2 separate regions of the Mus musculus genome follow, and region 1 is linked to region 2. The links are chromatin loops, found by intact Hi-C in ENCODE. Cell type or tissue: left cerebral cortex. All regions are shown on one strand. Links, peaks and the distances in the headings refer to the core of each region. The heading gives the core; the rest is flanking DNA. Region 1 has its middle 76 kb from the start of Gm38512. Region 2 holds the start of Dnajc19 (DnaJ heat shock protein family (Hsp40) member C19).

Evidence for each region. Peaks named below come from ENCODE experiments on the same cell type or tissue, not always from the same donor. Only the 100,000 strongest peaks of a DNase experiment are listed, where the experiment ranks them.
Region 1: it touches region 2 in a loop (2.5-fold over the local background); 2 of 42 quality-filtered maps call a loop at or near these places.

Annotation. Positions count from the first base shown.
Region 1 is chr3:35,477,760-35,486,099 of GRCm38, reverse strand. No RefSeq gene overlaps it. Among named protein-coding and RNA genes, the nearest start is that of Gm38512, 76 kb to the right of the region's middle. In left cerebral cortex, for the core only: a CTCF peak has its summit at 3,569 (motif pointing right); DNase peaks (open chromatin) are centred at 3,585, 3,982 and 4,862; H3K4me3 peaks cover 500 bases.
Region 2 is chr3:34,075,312-34,083,651 of GRCm38, reverse strand. It overlaps Dnajc19 (DnaJ heat shock protein family (Hsp40) member C19), which reads left to right and starts at 2,298. Exons shown (of 6, transcript NM_026332.4): 1 at 2,298-2,466; 2 at 3,370-3,421; 3 at 3,495-3,568; 4 at 4,368-4,447; 5 at 4,807-4,877; 6 at 6,128-6,367. The coding sequence starts at 2,464. The coding sequence ends at 6,198. In left cerebral cortex, for the core only: no CTCF peak of the experiment used is centred there; DNase peaks (open chromatin) are centred at 1,681, 2,317, 3,110 and 3,665; H3K4me3 peaks cover 1,937 bases; H3K27ac peaks cover 1,431 bases.

The DNA of each region.
Region 1 (8,340 bases), core at 245-8,244, 1.4 Mb before region 2:
CAGTCTGGTTATGATACAGACCAAGGATGGCACAGTACTTGTCTCCGTCCAATTTACTGCAGATTATTAATACAGTCTTTCAGCAAATATTTCTTTAATGCCCATTGATGCTAGACACTGTGCTGGGTATGAGGGTCAAGTAGCCATAGACTGTGGTCCCTAGGGGGCTTTGTAGAAGCCAAAGCTGGCTTCTCCTGGCTGGTTGAAAGCCCGTTGCTAAAGTTCCAGGGACGCTGAGCTTCACAATCAATTACCACGAAAGGGCTTCCACATGGAAACTGGCCAGCAGCACGAAGCAGGGCTTTCTTTGTGGTTCTCTTTCTCTCTGCCCTTTCCTTAACTGGTGAACTAGCTAATAAACACAAACTTGCCTCTCTATCTGTACTAGATCCCTACAATACCAATGTGTATTGTTTTTCCAAGCGTTGTCTTTAAAGATTGAAGGAATAGAATATAAAATTGTAATGTAAGTCATTGGTCATCTGAAGAAAATAAATGTGAAAAATTTAAAAGAAAAGAAAGTTTTCACTGGGTGGTGGTGGTGGCACACACCTTTAATCCCAGCACTCAGGAGGCAGAGGAAGGTGGATCTCTGAGTTCAAGGCCAGCTTAGTACAGAGTTCTGGGACAGCCAAGGCAACACACAGAGAAACTGAATCCCCCCCAAATGAAAAAAAAAGAAAGGAAGGAAGGGAGGGAGGGAGGGAGGAAAGAAGGAAGGAAGGAAGGAAGGAAGGAAGGAAGGAAGAAAGAAAGAAAGAAAGAAAGAAAGAAAGAAAGAAAGAAAGAAAGAAAGAAAGAAAGAAAGAAAGAAAGAGGTTTTCATGGGGAAGAAATGGCCTTTTGTTTATGTTTTAAGAAATTGATTTGTTTGTCTTAATTTAACACAAATTAAGAATAAGAATATTAAATGAATTAGCATGTGTGAAGCAGATAGACAAATACCCAGGCAACTAGAGCATGAAGCACCCAAGTCAAGGCCCAAACTGTCCATGGATCCATGACGTAAACTTATGTATCTCTGTGGTGTATTGTATGGAGATGAACAGGAGACTTTAAGTCCACCTCTGCTCCATTCAAGAAGCTAAAATGACCTCTTTAATGGAAAACAAGGAAAATATTTAAGATGTAGGAGAAAGGAGAAACCGCATGTTGCTGGAGCCTGAGAGATGATGCAACACTTCTGTTTGGTTTGTTTTGGTGAGGCTGGGAACTGAACATTGAGTCTCTGACTTGGTTCCTTTCTCATTACTGTTATCAGGGAAACTTACAAAAGAAAGCTTTTAACTGAGAGCTAGCCTACAGTTCAGAGGCTGAGTCCACAGCCATCAGAGCAGGGAGCATGGGCAGCAGGCAGGCAGGCACTGAAGCAGGAGCTGAGGGCTTACTTATTGAGACAACAATGGGGGGGGGAGAAGGAGAAGGAAAGGGAGGGAGGAGAGGAAGGGAGGGAGGGAAGGAAGGAGAGAGAGGAGAGGAAGGGAGGGAGGGAGGGAAGAAGAGGGAGTGGAAGGGAGAGAGGGAGTGGGAGGGAGAGGGAGGGAAGAGAGGAAGGGAGGGAGAGAAGGAGAGGGAGGGAGGGAGGGGGGAACCGGGAAGGTGGGGATGGGGGCTGGGGGGGGGACAGAGGGAGGGTGCACCTAAGAGCCTACGCAGGCCATTCTCATTTGCACCATTACAGACCTCACACACACCAGTCAATCACAATTTCTGAGCACATCACCCAGTCGGCGCATGCTTCTTTCAGCCACCTGCCAAGAAAGTCTTTAATAAAAAATAAGTTTACAAAACCCAACTTACTATTTTCCTCTGTGTGCTCGTCTTTGCTTTTGTGAGTGAGTATTCCACACTCTGGTCCTCTGTTCAGCAGACTACAGGGAGGGAGAGAGGAAGAACTAGCCCCTTACAGGCTGCTAGCCTGGTGTTTGAAATGGTTTGACTTCTGACAGAACTCCCCCCACCCCCACCCCAGTCTCTGTAAGGAGAAAGATTAGACTTTATCTTTGGTTCTCTTGCCTTATTTTTATGTACTAGAAAGCGTTTTCTTCTTCCACACTAAAGATAATTTTCCTATGGAGAACTTATGTGCATTTTTTTTTCTTTTTAGATTGTGTCTTTATCGTTATTGGTTTTGGTAGAATTATAAATAGTGTTGTTCCTTAATTTTAGATTCCGGCTTCTCATTGCTGGTGGATAAGGAAGCAATCACTTTCATCTCTGACTTGTACTGTGCCACCTCATCAAGCTTATTTGTTAGAGTTTAAGTTTCTGTGGCGTTTTCTACTTTACTATCATGCTACCTAAATAGATGTTTGCTTCTCCCTGTTCTAGTACACATGTACCCTTAATTTCCTTTTCTTGTCTTATTGCACTAGCTATGACCTTAAGTAAGAGAGAGATGAATGCTATCTTTGTCCTGTTAGGGTGGCTAGGGGAAAGATGTCCTCTTTTACCACTTTCACTTTAATATGTAATAGTGCTAGAGTATGTGCATTCATGTGCGTATGTGTGTGTCTCAGTGTGTGAGCGCACGCGTGTGTGTGTGTGTGTGTGTGTGTGTGTGTGTGTGTGCCCACCTTCTTTAGGCTGAGGAAAATTCTTTATACTTTTTACTTTTCTGAGACTCAGAGAATGTAACTGATTTCTTTTAATCTGCTCTATTGAGATGTTTGGTTTGCAACATTCTTCTCTGGACGTGGAGAAGGCAAAGAAGAGCATTTGACTCTTCAGCCCGACAGCAGCAATCTTCAAGTCAGCTCTCTGCCACTTCAGTACCCAACTCCCAGTCTCCACTATAAAACTAGGAATCTCTATCAATTGCCTCGGGAAGGAGGCACCTTGTGGTGGAGTGATGAGCTCTAATCTGGACAGCTGCCTCTTCTTATCTTTATGACCTTGGACAAATCATAAAACATCATTTCTAAAATCAGTACCGTAATTACCTTATCAAACTGTGGAGATACTTTCAAATGGTAATCGCTCTGAAGTACTCTACACATTTAAATTATCGTGGAGAGGATACATTCTTGGGGGATAGGATTCTTGTCAGTTCATTTTTTGTATCCCTAAGTAAATGCTTAATGTGGATCTAATTATTCTGCGCTATACATATCCAGCCCCCAGGGCCGCGGTGTGCTGGGAGAAGCGAATCATGTCTTCACTGCGTCACTGTCAGAATCCAGGGCTGTGATCCAAGACTGAAGTGCTGTCACCCCAGTCGAAAAACAATCAGACCATGTAGATGGTTAGCTGTCAGGAGCTGGAGAAAGAAAGCATTTTACAACATTGGCTCAGGTCATCCGCAAATGCTAGCTGTTGTTTTCGTTTTGATTTGGGAAGTATCCCCACTAGGTGACTGGAAGCCTGGCTAAGTGAAGAGAAACAGTATAGTTTGGTCTTTGCTTTTGGTTTTTTGTTTTGCTTTGTTTTGTTTTGTTTTGTTTTGTTTTTGCTCTCTCCTAGAGGAAAAATTTTGTTTCCCATGCTTGATGACAGAGGGTGAGAATGGGGACTTGCAGTCCCCAAAACCACAATGGGGCGTGAGGTTCCTTTTTCTGAGCATCGTACAGGCCACTAGGTGGCACTATTTACCCATCTATGTTTCTCTGCTGGTCCTCAGCAAGGATCTTAATTCTAAACTAGTGTGTTTTGTTGGGAGTGATGGTGAGAGAGAAGCGTGTTAGGAAGGAAAATACAAATGACCCTCCAGAATCAATCCGGAGGGCTGATTAGGGGTCAGCTCTCAGCCACGGTTACACTAGACTTGGCAGGCTTGTGTCCGACTATTTTTAAAACTGATTTTTAAGAGCAACATGCAATTAGTTTCCATTTTCTTAAACCTTTAACAAATGACAAGATAAAATGAAATGTCGGGGCTTGGGACGTGGGATTGAGGAGGTACCCTCGCATGCTTGTGTCCCTCTCTCTCCTAAAATCATTAATGAGGTCGGGGACCCCTGAGAACCTTAAAGCCGCTTCTACGTGAAGCTCTCCGCTGAATCAGCCACCATCGGGGAAGCCAAGCACTGGTGTCCCTTTGGAGATGGCATCTGGGGAAGCCGCCCTGATCTCCAGGCCCGGTGGTGCTCCCTTTCCGCCTTGGCATGTGCTACACAGTCCCTGAGGACTGTTATTTATCTGGAGACCACAGAGATGAAACAGGAATTTCAAACTGGCACATACAACTTTTGGTGAGAGAAATTAAAGATCTCTCTCTCTCTCTCTCTCTCTCTCTCTCTCTCTCTCTCTCTCTCTCTCTCTCTCTCTCTCTCGTCCCCAGATGACAGCCCTCAGAAAACACACTGAACAGCCCCAAGGACATAGAAACCAATGGTTGCCCCCACTTTGTTTCGGGGCCACGGAATCTGCCGTTACCTCTTCACTGTCCGTTTTAACTTTAAAATCGCCTTGCACGACTCTGCCTAGAAGCTTGGTAGTCATTCATTCATTTATTTATTTTGACTTAGAAATGACACAACTAGAATCATAGTTTTCTCCCTGTTCCGAATCTTCCCAAAGCTTTCTGCCTGCCCCGCCCCCGCTCTCCACCCCTACCCCCCACTCATGAGCTTCCATTTTCTCTGCTTTGTGGCATGTCTACCAGCACACACCACCTTGAGCTGATGTGTGATAAACAGCTAAATATAGTGATGGCTTTGGCAGCTTCCTCTCGACGCCTGTCACAGACCCCCTAAAATGGGAATTAAACAGGTTTAAGATACACAAGAGGCTCTGTTATGCTTGGGAAGAGAGGACACTTTCTATGTCGTGAGCAAGTACTCCTCTGTTTGTGTGTTCGTGCCCTGCTTTATCTAAGGAACAATAATGACTTTAATGGTTGTTAGCAGATGCTCTGTTAGATGCTCAGAACCCCTTTCAGCCGCCGGCCTCATCCAGAAAAGTCTTTATGTGAAACCCACACTGTGTAATCAGTGGTCCTGTGCGGGGGCTGGGTGCTGGCTAGATGACAGTCGCCGCTGCTCTAGATACTCTAACAGCAATGGCTGAAAATTGCCTTCAGCTGATTCTATGTGGAGAACTCATGATATCTGGAGTAAATTCACTCAGGTCTCCAGCCCCCACAGTCCTCAAGAAAGAAAGAAAAGCAGAGAGAGAGAGGGGGGGTGGGAAAAGGAGAGAAGGTTGGCTATAGTACATAGGAATTCCAGCTCTCTGGGGCTTTGACCACACCAGTGAATACTAATTATACTGAATGTGTCGTCTTCACAAACCAAACACGTATTCCCAGGAGACAGATAGTGCCACCAATCCAACTCATGATGTAACCTGGATTTAAAGCCAGGCCTCTCAGAGGGACAGGCAATCGGGTCTATTAACTCTCATGACACGTGCCAGCGCTTTCACTACCACCTTGACCTAAGGAACACATGAATGTAACACTTTTATTTCATCAGCTTATGTGTTACCGGGGCTGGCTCTGAGACCTGGGTTTTGGAGACATTGAGAATAAAGGAATCGTTTTGGGGGACACACAGTTTGCAGGGATTTTTCTCGGGGGTGGGTGGTGGAATCAGTTGTGCTTTATAGATGTGTTGCTTCCACAAAATCTGGGTGGAGTGAAGTGGAACTTCAGCCAGGCAGTCATGTACTTCTCTATGCTGAGATGCATGCAGCACACCGCATCTGAGAGTCCTGGAGTCTTGTGACCTCGTTGGAGATATTTGGAGAAAGCTTTTCATTTGGGTGCCATGTGGATTGCCATCTTCCTTTTCAGATTTCTGTTGTGTTGTCTTTGTGGAGAGAGGCCCGAAATCAGTGGAGGCAAAGCCACATGACCTGGAGTCCATCTGATCATTGTACTTCCTGGGCCCCTGCCATTGTTTAAGGCCACCAGATGGAACTGTCCAGGTGGACCCAGGTTAGGCTCTTGTATACATTGCTGAAGTCCGCCATTGCTACTTTCTAGGAGACCCTAGCACCTATCTCTAATTACTGGGGTCCTGCTCGTCGCTGTGCTTTTCTGTCTCCAGCCAGGAAGAGTCCCCACTTCTCCTTCCTCCACCTGTCTCTCATGGCACTTGGAGAGCTCTGTGGGTGACAGGTGCTTCTGCACGTTGCTCTCTTATAAACATACATAGAGACCAGCCCATCACATCCACCTCACACACACAGCATCATGTAGATCAGCCAATCACATCCACCACACACACACACACACACACACACACACACACACACACACACACACGGCATCATGTAGACCAGCCAATCACATCCACCACACACACACACACACACACACACACACACACACACACACACAGCATCATGTAGATCAGCCCATCACATCCACCTCACACACACAGCATCATGTAGATCAGCCAATCACATCCACCTCACACACACAGCATCATGTAGATCAGCCAATCACATCCACCTCACACACACACACACACACACACACACACACACACACACACACACACAGCATCATGTAGATCAGCCAATCACATTCACCTCACACACACAGCATCATGTAGATCAGCCCATCACATCCACCTCACACACACAGCATCATGTAGATCAGCCAATCACATCCACCTCACACACACAGCATCATGTAGATCAGCCCATCACATCCACCTCACATACACAGCATCATGTAGATCAGCCAATCACATCCACCTCTCTCTCTCTCTCTCTCTCTCTCTCTCTCTCTCTCTCTCTCACACACACACACACACACACACACACACACACACGGCATCATGTAGGTCAGCCAATCACATCCACCTCTCTCTCTCACACACACACACACACACACACACACACATACACACACACACACACACACACACACACAGCATCATGGAAATCAGCCAATCACGCCCATCTCACACACAACATCACGGAGATCAGCCAATCACATTCACCTCACACACACACAGCATCCTGCATAGAATATTGTTCAGAAGTGTATTTTGAGTGGATAAATGACATAAAAGATGTCACAGGTTCCTTGTTGGCTTAATTTCAATAGTTATAGCTAAGGTCTCACAGTGTATAATAACACTGTCAAAAATAATTATCCATGTATGTATTTACTTAAGTCTTGCTTCCATAACTCTTTTCAAGTGTTTGAGTATGGGAGGGTGTTCAACAGGTCGTCGGCTCAGGGCTGATTTGCCAACATCATGAGGAGCACTCCAGAGTGAGGAGAGTTTTTTTTTTCTTTAACTTTCTGGGTTAGAGACCATTTTTCCATGTTTGTGTGAAAACTTGAGTGCTGACTCAGGATAACCCATCATTTCTACTCACCTTAGTAGCTAGCAGGTGACAGAATCCAGACTGGAATTCAGACTTGAACTCAGAATAAGTGTGGCCTCCCTGCCACACTGCTGTTTTGTGATAAGAGTGTCTATCCAGGGAATACGTAAGATAGTGATTCTGAGCAGCAACCGACATGGATGCTCTGGTTCAGCCCAGATCTCCTTAGTGGCTCATTTTACAGGTGGAGGAGCTAGGCTTGGGCTGAGGTGAGGTGACTTATCAGAGATGGCAGACCTGGTCTGTGACTGGACACCCCGTCTAGTCAGATAGCGGATTAGACAACGGTGTTTTATCACATAACTCATAAATACAGAAATCTAGCCAGTTTCCCCTAAAGAGAAGGCCTATGTATGTACACTGGAAGCAAGAACAGTGGTCCTGACCTTGAGACGATGTAGTGCTGTCTGTGTTTTATGAAGGGTCCGAGTGCCTGTCTTTCCACTCACCGACTCAGTAAGACTCAGTAAGGGAACAACACAGTTCGTTTACTTTGCTCTTTCTGAATGTCTAACCAAGCCAGCCAAGGGTGCTGAAGTCAGCCACTTCTGTACCATCTCTTGGACAGTCTCATGGGTCTGTTAGGGTTAGAGCCTCTTCCAGCTAAGGGTGTCAAGATGGTAGAGGCAAAAAGAGGATGAACAAAAACCACCATGATAACAGCAACTGAGTATTTGAGTCAGAAATGAGGAGGGTGACAGCAGAGGGCCAGACCCGAGTGGGTGATTGATGTCACCTTTTCCATAGGGCAGATGGTAGCCCGACTTCTGCTCCACAGGCAGAGGGGCGCTCTGGTTCCAGATGTTAAGTCAGCAAGTCACGTTAGAAATGTCTCTTGCTTGTTAGGGCTGGGTCCTCACGGAGAAGCTACCAGCTTCTCCAGATGTCGGGCTGATTGCTAAAGTTTCAGTCAGTTCTATGAGAGAGGATGACTCGGTTAAGTGAGGTGTAGGTATTCAAGTTGCTTCAGCTGGGGTTCTGGGAGATACAGGGGGTAAGTCAGGAGAGTCTGAACAGTCTATTCAAGGTGAAGGCCACAGCCAAGGATGGGGT
Region 2 (8,340 bases), core at 160-8,159:
TACACCCACCAGTGCCCTGATCTTACATGTTCAGCCTCTGGAATTAAAAAAGAAAAACCAAAACATTTCTATTTCATAAACATCCCTGCCTGTGGAAATTTGTTATGGTTGTCCTAGAAAACAACAACAACAACAAAAGATGTCAGATGCTCACTAGAACTCTCCCCACAGGCGGTTTCTGAAATCTCTCCTTCACCTCTACCATTTAAAAAGTAAAGAGCTATCTCCACGAGCAGTGCTTGGGACACTACTCACATGTATGCAAAATGAGGGAGCCATTTGCCCAATGTATTGAACAGAAAAGGCAACTCAGACTGGATCAAAACTGAAAAGTACAAAATCCCTAAAAGAAAACCTAGGGCAAATCATTCATGCCATGGTTTTGTGTGAGACTCAAAGGCTCAGGTCAGAACAACAACAAAGAACCAAAAAGCCAGACAGCTGGACTTTATAAAAAGTTTTAGGATGCTGAACCTCGATACACACTACCAGCAGAGTAAACATGCATCACATAGATGGGAGAAATAATAGCACACCATATAAATGAGAAGTGATACCCAGAACACACAGAGAACTCCTGAATCTGAACAAATAAAAATCACTACCCAAAAAAAGGCAAGGGCAAAAGACTTGAATAGACATTTTTTCCAAAGATGCATATACATATTTATTAAGCATATAAAAAGGCACTCCATATTATTGATCAAAAGAAACTCAAGTCAAAAGTCCAATGAGTTACCACCTCATACTCATTAGGATGCCTGCAATTCAATAAAAACCCAGAAACTATCAAATATGGATGTGGATCGAGGCCCTCATCCACCAACTACCTTCCCTTTCAGGAATATAACAGTAACTACATTGCTCACCTTTCCTTTGCTGTGGCAAAATGACTGACAGAATTACCTCACATTGGAAAAATAACTGGCTCACAGTCTCAGAGCTGACAAGGCATAGTCGTCTGATCCCATTGTTTCTGGATGTGTGGTGAAGCAGAACCTTAGGATGGGGAATGTCGGACCTACCAGCAGAGATGAATGATGGCCAAGAAGCAAAGAAAGGGAGGAGCTAGAGACAAGAACCTGCTCCGCATAACTATGATTCAGCTACGTCCCCATCACCTCCCACCATCCACCAAGCCAAGAACCAACTGATCAATCCACTCATCTTCTTAGAGCCTTTCGATCCAGTTACCTTCCCAATACCCTACCTCTAACACATCCCTGCCATGAGTTCTTAACACACACACACAAACACACACACACACACACACACACACACACACACGAATCCATGCATGAGCCTCTGAGAGACAGCTCAGATTCAAAGCACGACAAGTGAAAGTCCAATCCTCACAGCATGCCTGGATTTCATGTCTGCCCACCTAGCCAGGAGAAAGGAATAAGTCTCTGCCTAGTTTCTGTACATCCATGCCCACAGACATGACACTCCCCACAGCTACACCACAGAAACAACCCATGAGAAACGGAAAGATAAGCAAAATATGATACATTCACACAATGGTCTTCTGACAACAAAGGGGAGAAGCTTGGGGAAGTAGCAGGCGAAGACTGGCAAGATTAACAGGAATTCATTGACAAAGAACAGCTACCTTAGTTTCTAGCTTCCCTTGGGGTCACATATGGCTTTTATATTCTCACAACTTACAGCCTTTATGCAAAAAGACAGCTCCTAGTCACTTTCCTTCTAGTCAAGTGCATTTGCCATGCTTAGGCCAAACAACCACATGCTGTGAGCAACACAGGTACAAGAAGCTCTTTTAATTACACAAATAGTAAGTCAGGCTAAAACAGGAGAGAAAAAATTCATGGTGAACACACAACAGGAGCTGTATTTTTAGTGAACAAATCTACATAGCCTGAAGCAGACATCAGGAAGGAAGATGGAAAAAAAAAAAAGACTGGAAAAAATCATTTTCCATATCGTTTCTGATGTTTATAGATCTAACTACGTTCCAAGCCAGAAGAAGAAAGATGTCTCTGCAGGCCATGAAGATCAGCCTTGTGGCTTCTTGACATCTACTGGCGACAGCCCAGGGTAGCAAAAGATGCACAGAAGACAAAATAAATGCCTCATGTGAAAAACAACGCTACTTCCACGGGGTGGGCGGAATAACCTATATAAAGCAAAGTTAGGGAGATAGGTTTTAGCGGGAAAGCCTGTTTTAGGGCCGGATATTGGACTTGCAAGTCAGGAATCCCGGGCAGAGGGCATGGCCAGTCCCGCCCCAGTCCGACCTCTCCGTCAACCGGAGTTGGTGAGGCCCTTTGTGCGGCACTTTGTGCGACAGTTCCGACGCACTTTACGGCGCCGCTGCCGTGTTGCGCGGCGCTAGTGGAAGTGGCGGCATCGCTGGCTCGGCCCTGTCGTTCTCCACAGCTGTACCGTGGCGGTGGGCTCGCGCTGGGATGAGCGCGCGGTGCCGAGCCGCGGAGTGGAGTCATGGTGAGTGGTCGGCGCTGACGGGCTCCGAAGGGGCGCTGGGCGGATACGGAGACTGACCTTTACTCCGGCCTCCGGTGGCTCCAGCTGACACCCCTTATCTGCTTGCAGGCAGGCACACGTTTGTGCCTCCTAGGAGGTCGGGCTGTTACCCCACTACCATCTCCGCACTCCTCCCCTCTTTACGGTGGAAATACCTTATGGGATCAGGGAGCCTTTGCAAGCACTGTTTCCAAATCCAGCAGAAATCTTATTTTCACCGGTCTTGTCTAAACTAGAAAGGGGTTCCAATGCCCAAGGGTTAAAGTTCTCTTCCATGGCTGAAAAATCACCATCTTACTGTTGTGGGTAAAGATGACTTACCCTTTTCTTCTTGGTGAAAATCCCATACTCTGACAATAAATTGTGGATAAAAATTGCAGTAGTTTAATTTTTTTTTTTTAAACAGGGTTTCACTTTGTAGTCCTGGAAGTCCCAGAACGTACAGAAATTCACCTGCCAATGTTTCCCAAGTCCGGGGACTAAATGCAAGCCGCCAATGTGCACCACGTCCAACTGCAGTAGTTTTAAAGACATATTTCTATTAGAAAAAAAAATGTTTCTTCCAGCAGACCCTGTGCTGCACTCTGTAAAGTCCCAGTTGCTTAGAGAGCTAGTCGCAAATTCGTGGGCAGCCTGGACAATTTTAGCAAGACTCCACCTCAGAATAAAAGTGTTGGAACTTTGAGAAAGGCTGGAGTTGTAGGCACCTTACCAGCATGAGACACACACTAGGTTCCATCCCTAATCCTGCCCCAAAAGGGAAAAAGAACCCACCTTTCACCAAAATGAAGGTCGTAATGAGTTTGGCTGCGGAATAGGTAGCAATTAAGAGTAGTAAAGACTTGCTCTTCTCCTCCATTACAGGCCAGCACAGTGGTAGCAGTCGGGTTGACCATTGCTGCTGCAGGATTTGCAGGTTTGTCTGTGGGTTGGGGGTGGAGCAGACTGGTTATGCATGGATTTGCTTATTCTGTTGCTTTTGGTTTTAGGCCGTTATGTTTTACAAGCCATGAAGCATGTGGAGCCTCAAGTAAAACAAGTTTTTCAGAGCCTACCAAAATCTGTAAGTGAACCTTCTTGCTAACTAACTTGCCTGTATTTGAAGCCTGGAGCTTGCCTGTAAGGTGAATTCCACAGGTCCATGGAGCTCAGTGTGGAGTTGTAAACCTTGCAATGGGCCACACTGGGAGTTGGTTTTCACATGTGACAACTGAGGGTGGGTGGCCTTTGCAGATTTAGAACGATAGCAGGTAGTTAGCAATTAATTTTACTACATATACTGTTGACCCAGGTTTATCTGTCCAGCTGCCTTCCCTCGTGTTTTGTCACATAGGATAGCTTTGCAGCGATGTTAGATAACGGCTCTGAACTGGGTGTAAAGCACAAAGCTGCTGCTAGTCAGGACTTTGAGAGGCCATGTCATGGAGCTTGGGCAGGAGCATAGGGCCTTGTTGTACATGATCTCTACTAAGGTTAAGATTCTGATGGCATAAATGTCCCTACCATAAAGTCTTATTTTAGTTGTTGCCTTGAATCTTTTCGAGATCTCCAGGTCGTCTTTTGAGACCTTTTGAAACTCCTGTTTTACGGGGATCAAGTTTCTGTCTGGAATATGGATGAGAGTGGCTGCCATTCACTCATCTCCCCTCCCCCCCTCCCATCTTATGTTCTCAAGACACTGTTCCAGTTTAGTTGCAAGAAATGGGTGTTTAACACATCTTAAAATAGTTGGCTACCCCTGGTCAAGCTAAAGTGCCTTGGGAAGTACACTTGTACTTCCCTGAAATGTACCACTTCTTTTACAGATTTAACCAACTTCCATTTACTTCATTAATCTTTTCTTCCAATTCAATTTCTTTCAGGCATTCGGTGGTGGGTACTACAGAGGTGGATTTGAACCCAAAATGACAAAACGGGAAGCAGCATTAATATTAGGTGTAAGGTAAGATGTCTACTCAGTTCTGAGATGTAGGGTAAGGTAATTCCTAGTAGTAATTGAGAATGAAGTAGTTGCTGGGGATAGAACTCACACGTGTAACACTGGGACAGTGCTCACTGCTGCCTGGAGTAATCTAAAGTCTACTCTGGAATGCAAACTAAGCGTTGAATGAGGGTTATGATGTTAACTACATCTAAAGCACTTTTGGTTCTTACGAAGCACATTTTACTGTCTCACACACAGCTTCTCAGTTGTGTTGCTTTACTGTTCTCAATGTTTAACTTCACTTCTGTAATAGTTCATGGTGTTTTGTTTTCTTAAAGCAAACTAAAGCAACAAGTATGTTTTCCTTTTCAAATTAGCCCTACTGCCAATAAAGGGAAGATCAGGGATGCTCATCGCCGGATTATGCTATTAAATCACCCAGACAAGGGTAAGCAACTTTTATTACTATACTGGACTGTTAATGGAATAGCTAATTCTTGGTGTTATGAATGTCTGTGTGTGAGCAGTTTCCCAGTTGTGGATCACATTGTAGTGTCTTAAGTGAAATTCAGTACATATGGTGACGTTCTCTGCAGTGACACCATGTCTCACCAAAATAAAGATATAATGAACAACAATGTAAGAACTACTGTGATTTGGCAGGAGCGGTAAACATTACTACTACTTTTAGGTTCTGTGTCTATGATAGAATGTCTTCCAATAACGGGTTACAGTTCTGCTAGATATTTTGGTTGGTTTGTTTTTAGGCCATCCAAGGTTGGCCTAAACCTTATGACCACCCTCCCTCATTCCCAAAAGCAGAGCTTAAGAAGCACACCCCAACTCGGCTATGTTTTGAGTTTTACTTTTTAGGTTTGCATTATTTTTGTTTAGACTCATAAATAACCAAGTTTAAATTTTAATTAAGAAAAACTTAAGGGGCCTCTTAATGTGTGGACACTTGTGACAGAATACTTATTTGGAAACCTATGAGCTGTATTTGCTTTTATTCAAATACAGACTTCAAAGTAGCTTTAACTGGTAAGAACAGATTCTTTAAGCAGACCACAAAAATCTGTTGTCATGCACATGAAATTTAAATAGAACTGTTTAGTATGTGACTTCACAATGTAAAGAATTTAGCTTGCAGACCTCGAAGTATTCTGTTCTGGATGGTAGTAGAGTCCACATATACACATTCTACCAGAATCCTCTTGATGACCCCTCTTTGATAGGGTTAGGACCACACTGCTCCATCACTTTAGTAGACAGCAAATCTAGATGACATTACAAAGAGTCAGCTAATATTGAGAGGAAAACTGAAGCATTATAGAATGGTACACAGATAAGTCTTTCAACATTAGCTTAGAAGCCTATGGGAAGAACAGTGGATTATATCCACATATGCAGTAATGAGTAAGCATAGAGTTCTGTTAAGTGTGTATGTGGGAGGAGCCAAATCCTATTTAGACTTCTGAAAAAAAGATTTCTGAAAAATGGTAAACTTTTGTGTGAAAACATCTCATTTCCCATCGATCTGATATTTTACCCTTTAATTTTGAGACATATTTATAGTATCATAGTTGCTTCTTAATGAAGATACCATTTCTGTTACACCCTGGAATCCTTGAAATGCTTCTGACAAGACTTAGAATCTGTGCTCTAAACTGTGTCTCCCCCATCCCCTTTCTTCTATAGGAGGATCTCCTTATATAGCAGCCAAAATCAATGAAGCTAAAGACTTACTAGAAGGACAAGCTAAAAAATAAAGTAATCTGATGAATTTTAAGTCCATTAGTCTACTTATGAGCATGTTTTGTAATAAAAATGCCTCAGAGCTATAACCCATGAAAATTGCTTGGCAAAAGCTAAATCAGTGTCTTGGTATATTTTGTTCAAACTTAAGGATTTCAAGAATTATGATTACACACATTAGACTATAAATGCTGTTCATTGCTGACTTAGCAAAGAAATTTGGCACTTGTTATTTTTCCAAGGCTAAGGCCTTGCTCTGAGAATACCCCACTACAGTCAATTGAGACAGACATTAACTATTGAAAATGGGATTCTCACCTTTGGGAGGTAAAACTCAAGGTACAACTGGCCCAAGGTACTTGAACACTGTACTTTAGGCATTTTCACTGGGCAATTCAGATTTTGATAAATTAAGACAATTTAAAAAAAAAGAGAGAGAGAGACAGTCTCAATTATTATATAGCTCTGGCTGTCTTGCAACTTGCTATGTAGCTCATTCTGGCCTTGAACTCAAGAGATCCACTTGGCAGTAGATCTCTGTCAGCCCACCCAGCTACATTAAAGCTGTAATAGAAACCTTCCAGTGTATAGATCCTGTCAATTTTGTTATTTAGCTAGTCCCTTGGAAATACTTGATAAGCTGTTCCTTTGTTTTGATTTTCAGTTATGACCAAGCTTATGTGACTGTAAAATTCCCTCAATTTTAAAACTTGAGAGCCAAGTGTAACACACACCTTTAATCCCAGCAGTTAAATGCTTTTGATTTTCAACCTCAACCATTAATATTTTACATACTATAAACCACCCAAGTTAGACGGCCAATACTAAAGTATGTAAGCTGACCTGTGCAGGTCAGGAGCTAAAACCCCTAGCCAGCGGCCCCTGTAGCACTTAACCTGTCAGCACTTTACACTGTGTGCACTTTGAGCTAATGTCTCGGCTTGCAGAGATCAAGGTGTTTCGATTCACTCAAGGTCACTAAAGGTTATTTCCTATCATGCACCCTCTCGTAAAATCCTTAAAGTTTGAGTGTGAAGAAAACTACAGATTCTAGAAATTTTATGTAACTAACTCTCTCAAATCCCCCCCATGCTGGGGGGGTGGGGGGGAGGTCCAAAGGTATGTCTCATTCTTATTCACAGCAAATAAAGAAAAAAACTGTTCCTAGGGGAACAGGTTGTGAGGCTCTCTAGTCACATGCTTCTATTTGAACAAGCCTTATGTGTTTTGTAATAGTAAACTTGGAAGCAGTGTAGCCCAACTTTGTCATATACAGCCTTTCTTGTTTTGAGAAACATAGTACTTAACCACTATAGTTAGGAGGATTAGAGAAATTACAAATAGGAACACAGCACATATTCTAATGCCTTATCTGAACACATGGCATTAGAGATGACCAGCAAAGCGTGTTGAGTATTGAAGTTTTATGTTAGCAAGCAGGTAAATACACTTTAGGAGTCCACAGATGAGGAGGATATCCAAAGCATTATGGCTTACTAACCTTTTATTTGCCCCTTTGAACTAATAAAATTTAAAAAAAATTCAGAATTACAAATATGGCTCATCCACTAAGCCCTGCCCAAGTTTGATCCCTAACACCCATATAGCACCTCAAAATCATCTGTTAACTCTAGTTGCAGGGGATCTGATACCATCTTCTGGCCTCCCTAGGCACAGTCTACACATGGTACAAACACACACAGGCAAAACACTCCTACACAGATTAAATTTTTAAATGTTTCTATGAATGATATGGCAGAGTTGGTTACAATATAAAAGCAAGTTTTTGAAAAATATTATAAAATGCCCACAAGGAGTCACTCATTAACTGCAGAAAGGACTGCATGTAAAGCTATGTGTGCCTGTTAGAAGACAGGTGTGTCAAATCATTGAAAGCCTTCCTACTAAGGAGCACAGCCAATCATTCTTTGATAGTAATTTTAATTTTCTCTAGGCTTACATAACCTTTTCAAGTTGAAGACTGTATTTGATTAAAAGCTACTAGGCATAACATTTAAGAGCTCCATATTAAAGGGCTGTTAAGATGATTTGTAAAAGACCCTTCTTAATTCTATTTTCTTAAGTGCTTTGTTTACCACAAACCAAAGTTGAGTGAAGTGACTTCTCCAGGAGACAAGGCCCAGTGGGAAAATCGG